2 separate regions of the Mus musculus genome follow, and region 1 is linked to region 2. A link is a loop called in an ENCODE intact Hi-C map of the cell type or tissue named here. Cell type or tissue: left cerebral cortex. All regions are shown on one strand. Links, peaks and the distances in the headings refer to the core of each region. The heading gives the core; the rest is flanking DNA.

Region 1 (7,983 bases), core at 2,425-4,924, 320 kb after region 2:
TCTGGGAAGGCCTTCAACTAAAGAGCCATACCTAAGATGCCTGAGGAAGGCTTTGTCCCCTCCACCCACTCCTGTACTCTTGGCATTCACTCCAAATCAGACTGGTTCTGCTTGTCCTGGGCTCTGCCTCCCCTCTCTGCCTGACATTAACATCACAGAGACCCTGAGGGGTAGCACTTGGGTACCCAGAGAGGAGACCAGAAACCACAGCATTCATTCCCAGACCCTGCTGTTTCCCCTTCCAGTCCAGAAAAGGAAGACACAGACTGTGGACCCCCATTCCAGACTTATGCTTCCCCTGAGCCATGTGCTGGTAGTGAAAGACTCCGAAAGGAGCCCCTCGCTCAGGCTTCAGGACAATAGCGGACACCCAAGAACTCACGATAGACCGAGCTTGTTGCAAACCACATGAGGCTTTATTCGGGGAAAGCCAGAGCTCTGGGGACGACTCATATCCCACGCAGGGGTAGAGGAGTCGACCTCGAGGGGAAAGAGGTCCCAGTTTTTATAGGCCCTCAGGGGGGAAAGGAGAAGGGAGAGAGTAGGGGATTTCCAGATCTAAACAATGTCTATTCTCAAGAAATGGGTATGGGAGGGGTACAAGGAAAGAGTCTAATGAAGGTGCAGCAATGGGCACACACCTGGTCAGAACATTGGCAGACACACAAGGAGTGGCCAGAGCATTGTGCACCTCTATTTTTCTACATCAGTGAAGCTAGTTCTGCTAACACTGACGTCTATCTTGCCAACTTCAGGGCTTCTGTGTCCTTTTACATTCTGCCAGGATCTTTTAGTAGCACCAAGGTACCATCAGTGGAGAGAAAGGAAACAGTATGACTGCCTCACACTCTGGTCAAGTCAGCTTGACAGGCCGAGAAGTTTGGAAGCTACTCAAGAGGCAGAAGAGTTTCACGGAAACTCACTCCTGGAGTCTGGCATTCTCTTTAACTGATATACTCATATTCTATTCCCACATTAGTCTGGTGTATGGATCCACGAGCTCTCTTTTAGTAGTGTCTTATTATAAGTGCCTTTTAAGATTAAATTCTGACATAGCTAAACCTTCACCAGTGTCCAATGTCCTAGAAAGTCCTTGAACTGACCATGGGTTTAGAATTCAGTAAGAATGTTGCCTATTCAGTGACATTCAGAATTGCCTCTAATAAAAGCTAAGTCACTGCCCTACACAGAAATTTACCATCATCTAGGAAGAAGGAAGTTTGAGACCTAAAGAGGAACCAGAATAGATACTTAGAACTATAGATAGCTTAGTTACACCCATACACACGTATTTACAATGGCCTAGGGGGGAAATGGACTATACAATAGACTAAAATAGGAGCTATGGCAAGGGCAAAAAGCCCTTGACCCTGGCTTCTAAGATTAAGTGAATCTTAGGTGGAGCTCCTTTTGATCCCAGTTGTTAACAATGAATTCTATCCCAGGTGGTTCCTGTTAGACCTTCTGTGTTTGTATTCCTCTGTTTTGTAAAAGAATCCAGTAACCTCTTTGTACCTTGCTGGTGTGTCACCCAACTTCCTTATTTTCTTCTGTATAAAAAGTTTGATGCTCGATTTGACAAATTACATTCAGATTCTACACAACCTCTCCTGTGTGCTTCTGTCTGTCATTCCATCCAACACTTTGCCCACCTGTCCCAGAGACCCGTTCCACACAGACAAAGGGGCCCAGAGGTTCTGCGGCATATGACAAGTGGATATCAAATGTCATCTGACTCAGTATCAAGCCCTTCCCCTAGATAAGGACAGACTAACTTTTGACAAAGCCCTGGCCATTAACCCCACCACCCTGCTATTGCATGATGACCCTATGGAGCCCATCCATGACTGCCTGGAGATGCTGGACATCATTCAAACTGCATGAATTGACCTGATAGACATCCCTCTCACCACATCCGTGTGAATCTCTATATAGATGGTAGCAGCTTCATTCAGGAAGGAACTAGATATGCAGGGGCAGTGGTAGTCATAAGCCAAAAGGAGGTCATCTGGCCACAAGCCTGTAGGGGCACATCTGCCCAAAGAGCAGAAATAATCACTCTGACACAGGCCTTAAGATAGGCTAAGGAGGAAAAGGTAATCACTTATACTGATAACCAGTATGCCTTTGCCTTGGGTCATGTTCACAGGACAGTTTTATAAACAAAGGGGCTTGCTTACTCAGTGAGTTAGGGTTTTACTGCTGTGATTAGACCAAGGCAATTCTTATAAAGAACAACATTGAACTGGGGCTGGTTTAGAGGTTCAGAGGTTCAGTCCATTATCATCAAGGCAGAAGCATGACAGCATTCAAGCAGGCATGGTGTAGGAGGAACTGTGAGCTCTACATCTTGTTCCAAAGGCAAACAGGAGGAGACTGACTTCCAGACAGCTAGGATGAGGATATTAAAGCCCACAGCCACAGTGATACAATCACTCCAACAAGGCTACACCTCCTAATAGTGCCACTCCTTGGGCCAAGCATATTCAAACCATCACACTCAGTTCAGAAGGAAGGAATATTGAAAATAAGTATGAAATGCTGGAGACTATTTGACTTCCAGCTGAACTGGCCATAATACACTGGCCTGGACACTGAAAAGATCAAAGGCCCCAGACTCAAGGTGATAACTATGCAGACCAGGTTGCTAAGGATGCTACACTTCAAAACCCTGTTCCCAAACCAATCTAGAGCTATCTGCTGTCACTAAACTCCAACTCTGCCTCAATGAAGATGTCCCTAACTATGATCCAGAAGAAATCAAGTCATGGTTTGATGTGGGGGCCAGGCAAAATATCAATGGATGGTAGATCCTGCCAGATAGAAGGATTTGCATACTGAAGGTGTTGGACCAGAATTGGGAAAATGCCTGTCACCTAAAAAGATTTCAAAACTCATTTCCTCTCATGTTTGTCTGCCTGGACACTGGGAAATCTTTAAAACATTTCAGAGATTTGCCTAACCTGTGCTCAGTTAAATGCAACAAAGCATATACTCCCTCCAGAACAATGGATTCAAGGCACTGTACCTGGTGAATTTGGGGGAATAGATTTCACTGAAGTCAAGTCAGGACCATTAGATACAAATATCTGCTGATCTTTGTGAACACTGTCTCTGAGTCTTTAAAATCATTTAAATTAACTTTGGATAAGATTATCCCCCAGGTCCAGATCAAGCTATCTCAACTTGTTGGGTACTGGCCCCTGACCAGTCATTTAAGCACAGAGATGCTGTGTTGATCTTTCAATCCAAAGTTGATAGACAGGCTTGAATATAAGTGGAAAGAACATTAACATCATAATTCTCTGGGCCCCCACTGCTATTAAGGTATCTGATAATCTTGCCTGGATTCATTACTCTCACCTTGAGAAGAAGGCACCAGAGGACCAGGAATACCTAAAAGGAAAAGGGAGGGAGAGGAAGATGATGATGAGGAGGAGGAGGAGGGGGGGGAGGAGGAAGAGGAGGAAGTGGATTATGATGGAACCTGGTCCTATAAAAGTTAAGACTTCTAAGGTTTAAAACTGTTCCTACTTCCTGTAATTACCTCTGATTGTCTATCATTGCTGTCTGGTTAACAATGATGTTCAAGTTTGCCTTAGGACTTGATTCTAACTGTAATTTAACTGGAAAAATAGAAGGAACATATTACCTTGTAAGGCTATGGACAGTTTCCACTTACAAGATCCATTGTTTGGCTGAAGGAAGGAAAATAATTTTTTTAACTAAATAGAAGAACAAATGAGATGGACGTTAGTCCATGACTGTCTAGTCCTAACAAAATAATACAGACTTCAGCATAATCAAGTATTCTCTAACAAGTTCTGATTAGAGAAATTACACATGTGTGAAGATAAGAAGGGCAGACAATAGGCTTGATACCAATCTTTGGCTCCATCTAGTGTCAAAAAGCAGACAGGCACATTCTTTTTGTTTCAAGAAAAATCTATATGGAATAGGAATCACATATAAACATTATATTAGCTTTAACAGAGGATTAAATGGAGCATACACCTGTGAACATTTCTAAGGTGATAGCTGATATTACTGTAAATAACACTGTTTCCATTATGGTTTATGTTTGATTGTACTGATGTTTCTCCCCACTGCAACACCACTTCCAATCATGCACTCCCCAAGGAAAAATGATTACTGGTAGGATGGACAATTTTCTGTGAGAATAGCATTTATTCTGCCACAGCTTATAAATGAAAATGTGGAATAGGACATATCACACCTATTGCATTTAGTAATCTACTAATAAAATTAAGATCTTTCTCTCACAGTCACAGACACACACATACACACACACACACAACTGTGATGATTCCCTACATCTTCTAGACCACACCTCAGTAGCAGTTGCAGCAGTCTTTCTATTATTCATTCCTGGGTTGGTTGTATGGATGCAAAAGAGGTCTATAAAATAACATATGTAATTTGTTATTACTAACAAACTACTAACACTACAGCAAAGATATTGGCAGAAATTTATCCAAAAATAGGAGAATCAAGAACAAAAGTTCTGCAAAATAGGGCTACAATATATTGGGTTCCAAAAGACCCATTCCACTATTTCCACTCCCCCATCCATCCCTATCACCTACCCTGCTGCCATGCTTCTGCACCCAGACTTCTGCTACCCAGGTACAGACCACACCAGTCAGAATAACCGGCAAGTGACCCTGCTGCCTGTGGAAATGCCCCACTTCTTAGATTCAGTTCTGAAAGATTTTTTTCAACTCCAGACTGCCATACAGCCCCACTATCTGCTCCACTGCCATGCCTCTGCCCCAACTCTGGTGCATCCTAGGTGCAGGCCATGCCATTAAGAAAGACAGGTGTAGGCCAAGCAAGGCTGAAAACAGATAGGCAAATTCAGGCAAAGACTGTCTGTTGGACCAGAGACTACATCAGCAGGCAGAATCAAAGACAGGCAGCTCAACAGTGGGCCTCCTCCATTCATTCAGTGCCCCTAATACCCACCCCTCTTCTTATCACTGCATCCAACTCCCCAATTCAGGTAGAGATTCCCCCACCCCTGTTACACCAAAGTCCAAGCTAGCTGTCAGAATTCCAGCCCCAACATGAACAGAGACTACCTATGGGATCAGAGGTCACATTGGCTACCACCAGAGATCACAAAGACCAGAAAACCAAAGAGAAAACAGAAACTAAGGAACAATATATGGATCCAATAAAGACAAACTCAGAAACTCAAATGCCTGAATCCTAGTGTAAGAATACAATCAACAACAGTCAGGGCAATATGGCACCAACAGAGCCCATCTATCTCACCACAGCAATATTTAAATATTCTAACACAGCTGAAGCATAAGAAAATGACCTAAAAAAAAAAAAAAAGGCCAGGCAGTGGTGGCATACACCTTTAAATCCCAGCACTTGGGAGGCAGAGGCAGGCAGATTTCTGAGTTTGAGGCCAGCCTGGTCTACAAAGTGAGTTCCAGGACAGCCAGGGCTATACAGAGAAACTCCGTCTCAAAAAACAAACAAAACAAAACAAAACCAAAAAACAAAAAGAAAGAAAATGACCTTAAAACAAATCAACTCTATGAAGATGATAAATGTTCTTAAATAGAAAGTTTAAAAGTCCCTTAGATTGAGGGAAAAAAAAAAAAACCTGGAGAAAATTTAAAAATGTCTTAAAGAATGCCAAGAAACCCAAAAACAAAAATCCAAAAAACAAACAAACAAACAAACAAACCAAAACAACAACAAAGCCTACAACAAAAAACAGGTGAGGAAAACAATTCAAGGTCTGAAAATGGAAACAAGCAATAAGGAAAACATAAACTGCGGGAATTCTGAGAAAGGAAAACCTAGGTAAGTAAACAGAAACTACAAACACAAAGATCACCAACACAATACAAGAGATGAAAGAGAGATCTCAGGTGTAGAAGACACAACAGAAGAAATTGATACATTTGTCAAAGAAAATATTCAATCCAAAAAGTTCCTGACACAAAACCTACAGAAAATCTGGAACACCATGGAAAGACCAAACCAAATGGAAGAAGGCGAAGATTCCTATCTCAAATGTCCAAAAAATATTTTCACCAAAATCAAAGAAGAAAATTTTCCTAACCTAAAGAAAGAGATGCCTATAAACATATAACAAGCTTATGGGACAGCAAATAGATTTACCCACAAAGGAAAATCCTCCTGCTACATAGTAATCCAAAACACAAAATGTACAGAACAAAGAAAGAATATTAAAAGCTCCAAGAGAAAAAGGCCAAGTAGCATATAAAGACAGATGTATTAGAATTACACTCGACTTCTCAACAGAGACTCTAAAAGCCAGAAGGACTTGGACAAGTGTCTTGCAGTCTGTAAGAGACAACAGATGCCAGCCCAGATTACTATACCCAACAAAACTTTCAATTACCATAGATGGAACAAACAAGATATTCTGTTACAAAATCCCTATTTAAACAATGTTTATCCATAAATCCAGCCATACAAAAGATACTAAAAGGGAGAGGGAGAGGGAGAGGGAGAGGGAGAGCCCAACACTAATACCACCAGCATCAAAAGAACAGGAATTAAAAATTATTGGTGATCTTGTGTCCTGAGTCCCATCAAGACCAGTCTGCACAGGACAGCTCACAGACTGCGGAGGGTGAGCGAGCAGATTGCAGAAGCTATACAGTTTCTGGGACAGGCAGAAGCGACACAGCTTCTGGGACAGACCCCCTTTTCAGGCTCCAGACATACCAGCACCTTCCCCGCCAGAGGAGAGGTGGCCACCTGAGAGGGCTCTGACTGCCTGAGCAGGTAAGGGAGCCATCTTGTGTCCCAGATCCCTAAGAGACCAGTCTGTGCAGGTGAGCACCTATTCTCCCTACCTATTCACTATAGTACTTGAAGTCCTAGCCAGAGCACTTGGACAACAAAAGGAGATCACTGGGATACAAATTGGAAAGGAAGAAATCAAAATATCACTATTTAAAGATGATATGATAGTATATATAAGTGACCCTAAAAATTCAACCAGAGAACCCCTAAACCTGATAAATAGCTTCGTTGCAGTACCTGGATATAAAATTAACTCAAACAAATCAATTGCCTTTCTCTACACAAATGATAAACGGCCTGAGAAAGAAATTAGGGAAACAACACCCTTCACAATAGTCACAAATAATATAAAATACCTTGGTGTGACTCTACTTAAAGAAGTGAAAGATCTGTATGATAAGAACTTAAAGTCTCCGGGGTATATGCCTAGGAGAGGTATTGCTGGATTTTTGTGTAGTATTATGCCCAATTTTCTGAGCAACCTCCAGACTGACTTTCAGAGTGGTTGTACAAGCTTGCAATCCCACCAGCAGTGGAGGAGTGTTCCTCTTTCTCCACATCCTTACCAGCATCTGCTGTCACCTGATTTTTTGATCTTAGCCATTCTGACTGAAGTGAGGTGGAATCTCAAGGTTGTTTTGATCTGCATTTCCCTGATGATTAAGGATGTTGAACATTTTTTCAGGTGCTTCTCAGACATTCCATATTCCTCAGTTGAGAATTCTTTGTTTAGCTCTAAACCCCATTTTAATGAGGTTATTTGAATTTCTGGAGACCAGCTTCTTGAGCTCTTTGTATATAGTGAATTAGTCCCCTATCAGATTTAGGATTGGTAAAAATCCTTTCCCAATCTGTTGGTGGCCTTTTTGTCTTATTGACAGTGTCTTTTGCCTTACAGAAGCTTTGCAATTTTATGAGGTCCCATTTGTCAATTCTTGATCTTACAGCACAAGCCATTGCTGTTCTGTTTAAGAATTTCCCCCTGTGCCCGTATCTTTGAGGCTTTTCCCTACTTTCTCCTCTATAAATTTCAGCATCTCTGGTTTTATGTGGAGTTATTTGATCCACTTAGACTTAAACTTTGTACAAGGAGATAAGAATGGATCAATTCACATTCTTCTTCATGATACCCATCTGTTGTGCCAGCACCATTTGTTGAAAATG
Region 2 (7,983 bases), core at 3,694-6,193:
AAGCATGCCATCTGTCAGGAACTTGATCCTGGTGTCTTCTGAGGTGACATCCTCAAAGCGCACTGTATAGCCAACCTGTGAGAAAATATGACTCCTTTATTCATTAAACATTCACTGAATACCCGTTGACTGTATATCCAACCCTGTCCTCAGCAATGCAGTAAACTGAGACCTACAGCACTCTGGCTGCTCCCTCAGGAGTGTAGTGTATCTGCAGAGAAACACTGTAATGAAACATCACAAAGAACTAAAATCTAGGGTAAGCACTATGGAACACGGGGTAAAAGCACTGTCCTTGAAGGCCTGACAATATAAGTTCAATCTCCGGAGCCCAGAGAGATGAGAGATCCAACTCCCAAATTGTCCTCTGACCTTCATAGGTGACACACCCATATATAATAAAAATATGAATCTGACTCCAACATAGCTCCAAGACTCATTCTAGATACCTATAGTAAGAAAGTTATAAATTTTTACAGAAATTTACATACGTATGAATATATAGTAGACTTAAAAGAGGTTTCACGACAGACATGATAACTGCATGCCTGTACTCCTAGCACTCTGTAGGCAGAGGCAGGAGGACTCTAGTCTATAGTCTATATATTAAGTCCCATGCTGGCTAGCGATGCAAGTGAGACGCTGTCTCAAAAAAAACTCCAACAAACAAAACAACCAACAAACAAAAAAATTACATGCCTGAAGTCTTAAACACATAAATTAGGGGTAAAGCGTCCAGCTTATTAGCAGGGTACTTGCCACGCATGTGCGATGACCTGAGTTCAATCTCCAGCAAGTTCCATGCAAGTGCTTTCACGTACATCTAACCTACAGAATCCAAATCGAATTTACCGAACTTGCCAATACCTATGAAAGCAAAGCTGATAGTACCAAGAGTCACTGATCTCTCGAAAATGCTGAGATTAACCTGTAGTGGCTATTCCTGGTTGTCAACTTGACTATATTTGGAATGAACTACAATCCAGAATTGGAAGGCTCACCAGTGACCCTTATCTGGAGGCTTGGAGATCCTTATCTGGATCTTGGTTTGAAGATCTTGAGCCATAGTGGCTATGGATTCCAGAAGATTGAATCTCCGAGTTTAAGGAACACACCTTTAATCTGGGCTACACCTTCTGCTGGAGACAATATAAGGACATTGGAAGAAGGGAGTCTAGCTCTTGCTCTTGCTCCTTCGCCTGCTTGCTGCATGAGACCGAGTAACTGCTAGATCCTTGGACTTCCATTCACAGCTGCGACTGAACCATTGTTGGGAATTGGGCTGCCGACTGTAAGTCATCAATAAATTCCTTTACTATCTAGAGACTGTCCATAAGTTCTGTGACTCTAGAGAACCCTGACTAATACATAACCTAAATAGCAGTGGCTATTTATTTACTTAAAAGAAGCAAGCTGCTCAACTAGGTATTGTGGCACACCCTGCAATCGCAGCATGCAGAAGGCTAAGGCAGAAGGACTGAGAACTCAGGGTACCAGGCCAGTTTGTGCTACATACTGAGTCAACATAACGATGTGGGTGGGAGGGGGAGGCAGAGAAAGAACTTGTTCGGAAAAATAAAAGGCTGGAGCACAGTGGGTGCTGGCTACTTAAACAGTACTCATAGCAAGTAACACAATGAGGTACCAGCTTCCCGAGTTCTGTCCTCTTCTCATCTGAGACTCTGGTGGCAAGAGAGATGGCAGCCACTCGACGGGGCTGGGTCACAGCGATGATGCCCTGGCGGCTAATTCCCCCTTCATAGAGGTACTGTGGGATCTGAGTTGTTTTCCCAGAGCCAGTTTCCCCTAGGAGAGAAGAGAAACTCTTATTCAAATGAGACTAAGGGAAACCAACAGCTCACAGTCAGGAAAAACAAAATCTTAAAAGGAAACACTGAGTTGCTAAGCCTCAGGCAAATGGGCACCTGGGAGGTGGCTGGCGAACAGTCACTGTCACTCTTTCCCCGGAGGCCCAATCACATTTCAAACACTTTTAGAATGGGCTGGACATGGTGACAAGTGCGCTTAATCACAGCAGACAGAGATAGGAGGATCTTTTTGAGTTCTAGGTCAGCTTGGTCTACACAGTCAGTTCCAGGACAGCCAGAGCTACATAATAGACAGACTGTCAAACAAACTGTTCATATACTTTGGCTCCAAATTCCACTTGCCGAAATTGAGTCTAAGAAAACAAACATGTTTTAATTTAATTTGCCCCATGATAGCAAAAACAAAATGAAAAACAAAACAAAAACCCCAATCAAAACTGGAAACATGTATAATGGTAGGTAACTGGTGTAGTTACAACAGATGAGATACGACAGTCATATAGCTTGATAAAAACTGATACGACGAGATGTCCATTCATAGACTGCTCGCCCTTTGCTCTGGCTGCTGCTTGCTGCTCTCGTCAAACCTTCTGCCTCTGTATACCCTACTGTGGGTACAATACCTACCTGCCTCACTAACTGGCAAGTTCAAGGATGAGTCAGCCTGCAAGCTCTCACCCTCTGGGCTGTACCAGGGGGCCTCATCTCTAGGATCCTTAGTGCCTGCTTCATCTCTCTCCTAGCACTGATTATTCCAAACAGTACAGAAGTATTTTTTCTTTGTTTGTTTTTCAAGACAGGGTTTCTCTGTATAGTCCTTGCTGTCCTGGAACTCACTCTGTAGACCAGGCTGGCCTCGAACTCAGAAATCCCCCTGCCTCTGCCTCCCAAGTGCTGGGATTAAAGGCGTACACCACCACGCCTGGTTCAAACAGTACAGAAGTACTTAAATGTTTCTGCCCTAATTCCAGAGGGCAGACGCTCTCTTCATAGGCTTAAACACTGCACAGAGCAAGCACTCAATGAAGGCTGTTTCCTGTGTATGTCTGTTGGTACCTCTAAAAGCACCTGATTAGAACAACTCAGGAAACTTGCACACCCTTCTTTGCCATGGCTTATCCTCTTTAACAGGTCCATGAGTCTTACATTTTCTTCCAGCTCCCGGCCTGCTTCTGACCACTCACCTTTCCAGACTTAGCCAAGGCTCTCAGACCAAGAATCTGATTATCCTGCATTTTCCTACTGAACCCTCCACACAACCTCAGACATAGATCAATGCCTCTTGTGCATCTTTCCCACTCCTATTCCAGGGCAACTGACTATTGCTAAAATAGAATATGCCAGCCATACAAACAGAGGGACAAAATTCACCTGGGCATCAGCTTTACAGTCCATCTTGTTCCTGTTTTTGCAGCCTGTCTTCCGTCTCCATCTCCCCAAAAGCCTACTTGAGGCTCTGGAACTTTTGTTTTCCTCAGAACTCTTGGATCTTCTCAAATGTGACTTCAAAAGAGACAGCCTTTCTCCTGTGCCAGGTGGGCTCTCCATAACTCCTGATGCCCGGCACTGCGCCCCCATCTCTGAAATTTCCTAAACTTTGATCCATTAGTTCTATCTATCTTCAGTGTCCTCTCTGCTCAGTTCGCCAAAATCTGTGACTATTTACAAGTGCCTCAGCTTCCCTTGGTTGGCCAAAGCAGAAACCTGTTTCCACTGCCTTCATTCTTTCACCTCCTAATTACTCCTCAGTCCAACGCCAGATCTGTTCTTAAAGTTATTTTGAAAAAATTCTTAGTGGGAGTTGCAATCAATACTACATATCCAACGTGCACTCCCACGCCCCACCATGTCTACATATTGTTATGGAACTTCCCTCCTTAGCACTCTATTCCACTGACTGCCAGTACTCCAGTCTCTTTCTCGCTTATGACATTCCTTCGGGAACTCCTCTATCGTCAATACTGTAGCAAAGCCACTAGAAGTCAGTCCCTGCCTTCGAACACTGCCAAGTTCTTCTCGTACACAAGAAATTGGTTCTCGCCAACTGAATTCTTTCTGGCGCCAGTCTCTCCGTCCTCGCTTAGAATGCCGGTCCCCAGGGACCCGCTCCGCAGCTGCCTCCTCAAAAGCCTTGGTGAGGCCCATCCTGCAAAGCTCTCTGAGAGCCTCCGATATGCTCCCCACGCCTCGTCACGGAAGGCGAATATCCTCAAACTCACAGAGCGCGGTCAGCGCCGGCAGGGTAACTCTGTCCGCCTCTTTCCAGAGGTCCCTGTCCACACCGGGCACTGAAACCCTTTCAAGTTTGTGGAAGAAACCAACGCAAAGAAAGTGAGAAGCCCCTAAGAAACCCCGCCCTCGTGCACAGAGCCAGGGATCTAGAGCAAGGAAGATCCACCAAAGCCGCCACTCACCGATGAGGACCGCGTTGTCCAGGTTTCGGAGCTGAGCCAATAGCTGCCCCCGCGCCCGGAAGATGGGCAGACTCCGGCGCTGCAGCTCCAGGGCCTCGCGGTAGGGACTGGCCGAAGGCTGGGCCAGCGGCGGCGTCTGCCTCCGGCCTCCTCCAGCTCCGCCGCCGCCGCCAGCCGTCAACAGCATCACTACTCGTCTCCCGGGAGGGCAGGAGCCCGGCCGGAATCTCTTAGCGGGCGGGAGGCTCGCCTCCTCCGGCATGTCGGGAGGACCGCGGCCGGAGGCAGGGACGCAGACAGTTCCGCTCGGCTGGGGACAGCAAGCGCGCACCGCCCCTTTCTCGCCACGTGCAGGCGTGCTGGGCGACCACCGATGACCTCACAGCCGCCTCCTGCCTTGAGGAAAGGAACTGCAATTCCCAGCATGCGCTGTGCATTTACATCCTGTGAGAGCAAGGTCGGAGGTGCGACCGAAAAAACGGCCCGAGTAACAACAGGGGACGATAGCTGTGTGGTTCCCTAGGGTCTTGTTGCGTAATGACGTTGTCCTAAACTCTCATTTCTATCCAATAAAAATGACTGTCCCATCTCGGGCTCCAACAATAGTCACGTTTTAAGGCAATTACTTATTTCTGTAAATCTAACGAGGAACACAAACATTTACTCTTCTAAACAATGTACGTTTTAAGGTACCCACTGGTAGCTCCGATTTATAAATGTAGAAAGTGAAATTTTCTGAGACTAAAGTCATTTCGGATGCTGCAAAGAATTTTGAAAATGCTACTAGTGAGTATCTTCAGTTACGGAAAGGTGAATTCTATGATTCTGATATCATGTAATTTCCCCACAAAGTGATAGGCTCAAAAAATACAAGCAGAAATAAAAAAGAAAATGAGTGGAACTAAAATTGCCTTAACTCACCTCCCAGTCATTCCTACTAGATTTTCAATCTTTACACAGCTTTTCAGCCCTATTGTATACACCTTAATCAGTGCGAGTATTCACTACTCCTGCAGAAAACTTGTACATAACCAGTTCTTCCTTCCTGTTCAATTACAAGCTCTTAGATGCTTTGCTAATTCAACACAGAAAGACAGGCACAGAGTGAATGGGTGGTTACCTTTGCTTTTTCATCTTTGGAGGGTGTGGGCGTTTTGTTTGGGAGTATGTTCCTGCACTACTTGCTTGCAATGCTCACATGGAGGTCAGAAGAGGGTGTTGGATTCCCTGGAATTGGAGTTACAGCCAGTTGAGCCTCCATGTGTTTGGAACCCGTAGGGTTCTCAGTGCCCTCGCTGTCCCCGATTGTGTTTCTTTTTTTTTTTTTTTTAAAGATTTATTTATTTATTTATTATATGTAAGTACACTGTAGCTGTCCTCAGACACTCCAGAAGAGGGAGTCAGATCTTATTGGTTGGATGGTTGTGAGCCACCATGTGGTTGCTGGGATTTGAACTTCCAACCTTTGGAAGAGCAGTCGGGTGCTCTTACCCACTGAGCCATCTCACCAGCCCCCGGATTGTGTTTCTTATACAGAATGTGGCGTTCTATAATTCTCAACTCATGTGAAGGCTATCCATCAAATTTGGTATGCAGACCTGTTTTTTTTTTGTTTGTTTTGTAAAAAAAAAAAAAAAAAAAAACCCAGATGTGAATCTGTCTGTTGTGGAATCCGGTATGGCCTGTGGCTTTGGTCCTGTTGAGATGCTTTAAAGCCTTTTAAAGAATATCTGGGTCCCCCGTGAAACTTTACTACACGCAGGTTTACCAGGAAATTTGGGTAGGAATGGGATTAATGACTCTCATCTTTTACTAAGTCAGCCCATTCAAGATGAATCATGTCAGCTAAACTTACACTGTTAGATGAGAACACGGAACATCTCTGTATAGTTATCTAAATAACATTTACAATATGACCTTAATAAATGTATCTAAGAAGCAAAAAAACAAGCAAACAAACACCCCCAAATCCCAGTTATAGTTTTTATTTAGCTTCTGACAGTACACTAGGGGTTACTAAAAAATGTGTGTGTTTAGGATGTACACGAAGAATGTACTGACTTGGGAATGGAGACAGGGCTTGGGGTTAAGAATGCTCACTGTTGAGAGAACTCAAATTTGTTCCCTCACACCCATGCCAGGCAGCTCACCATCTCCTGAAACCCCTGCCCTAGAAGATCCCGTACCTCTAACCTCAAGGTAACCCAAACTTATGTGCACATACCTATATAAAGACACATATAAGTACATGTAATTTTAAATAGTAAAAACAAATCTTACAAAGAATAAGTTGACATGTTTTCCACGCGCCTCCCCCCACCCCCATGTTGATTTAGGAAGGCAAGCAAACCCTTAAAAGAAAAATAACTTATGTCAAGTTATGGGCCTTGAGTAAACAAAATAATAGGTAGCTGCACATTCGAAGCAACCCAACGTGGGAGTATTATAAATTACAGGAGTCCAAATAGGCCATCTGAGTGAGTGAAATCACCTCTTGGTAAGTAAAACACCTCTTTAAAAAAACATACATTGTGTGTGTGTGAGTGAAAGAGAGAAGCGGGGGGAAGGTCAGAGAACAAATCATGGCAGTTGCTTCTCTCCTGCTATGTGGTGGCCTAGGGATTGAAATCTGGTCTTTAGGCTTGGTGGTGTTATTACCTCTGGAGGCATCGGACACCCCCCCCCGCCCCCCCGCAAAGTCCACTTATCTAGAAGCACTCACTAATCATATGCAACAGTTATCATGCAAGCATTTTTTTTTTAAGAACAAGAAAAGAAAAACAAAAATTTTGGTGTTTTTAAAGTATTGGCTCAGAGTTTGTTTGTTTTTTTTTTTTAAGGTGGAGATAAAACCTAACACTTTTGTAAGGAACTCATTCCTGGTAACCCATTTACTCAGCAGTAAAATGATCAGAGTTGGAAACTTAAATCTTTCCCTGCATGTTGCTCACTTGCCCTTCAGTGGCGGTCTGAAATCTGTTGCCCCTCCAAAAAACTCTCTTGTGGCTCAGTGGCTTTCATATTGAGAAGCTCACATACTAAGCATTCAAAAGAATATTCTGATTATTCCTCCAAAAGATGATCTGTCAGACACATTTCACTCTTATCTGAGGTGGCCAAGTCTGTCGAAGTAACTCCCTGGTCCGACCATGACCCTACCAGCTCACGGTCTCCTCCGATTGCAAGGCCACCAAATCATTGCTCCTCAATCAAGGTCAGTTTTGTTCCATCCTGTTTCCAGAAAGAATATTAAACCTTAGCAATCAGGTCCAAGTTTGGATACATACACATCGATTCTTTCATAATTAAAAATACAAGATAATAGTTTGCTGATCAATAAACAAAGTATTTATTCAGCACCCATGTGCCAAGCACAGTGCTAGGCACTGTGGTGGATACAAAAATTAAGACATAGTCCCTGCCCTTAAGGAGCTTACATTCTCATGAGGGGAACAAAACTAACATACATGTAGCAGCTAAGAACAGTACAAGACAATATATGATTTGGTATAGGAATTTTAGCACAGATTTGAAGCTTCATAAGGATTTAAAGAAGACAGTGAAATAGGCCTTAGTTTTAAGAGTTTAGTGTCAAGGTCTTGAAGAAACTTAAATCGACGTTCCTGCAAGGGAGAAGTAGGAGCAAGGTTCAGAGAAAAGACACAAAATATGCATTTGATAAGGGCTAAGACGTGATTGCAGACTTCGGAACAGAGCGGCTGAACGAGACAAGCAAGGTT

What was found. Hi-C counts contacts between places; a loop is a spot of excess contacts. Peaks named below come from ENCODE experiments on the same cell type or tissue, not always from the same donor. Only the 100,000 strongest peaks of a DNase experiment are listed, where the experiment ranks them.
Region 1: it touches region 2 in a loop (4-fold over the local background); 2 of 42 quality-filtered maps call a loop at or near these places.

The regions. Positions count from the first base shown.
Region 1 is chr11:71,319,754-71,327,736 of GRCm38, forward strand. No RefSeq gene overlaps it. Among named protein-coding and RNA genes, the nearest start is that of Gm23311, 35 kb to the left of the region's middle. In left cerebral cortex, for the core only: a CTCF peak has its summit at 3,902 (motif pointing left); a DNase peak (open chromatin) is centred at 3,904.
Region 2 is chr11:70,999,874-71,007,856 of GRCm38, forward strand. It overlaps Dhx33 (DEAH (Asp-Glu-Ala-His) box polypeptide 33), which reads right to left and starts at 4,559. Exons shown (of 12, transcript NM_178367.4): 1 at 4,244-4,559; 2 at 1,646-1,806; 3 at 1-75. The coding sequence starts at 4,505. It overlaps Derl2 (Der1-like domain family, member 2), which reads right to left. Exons shown (of 7, transcript NM_033562.4): 7 at 7,567-7,983. In left cerebral cortex, for the core only: a CTCF peak has its summit at 4,648; DNase peaks (open chromatin) are centred at 3,744, 4,655 and 5,297; H3K4me3 peaks cover 1,700 bases; H3K27ac peaks cover 1,317 bases.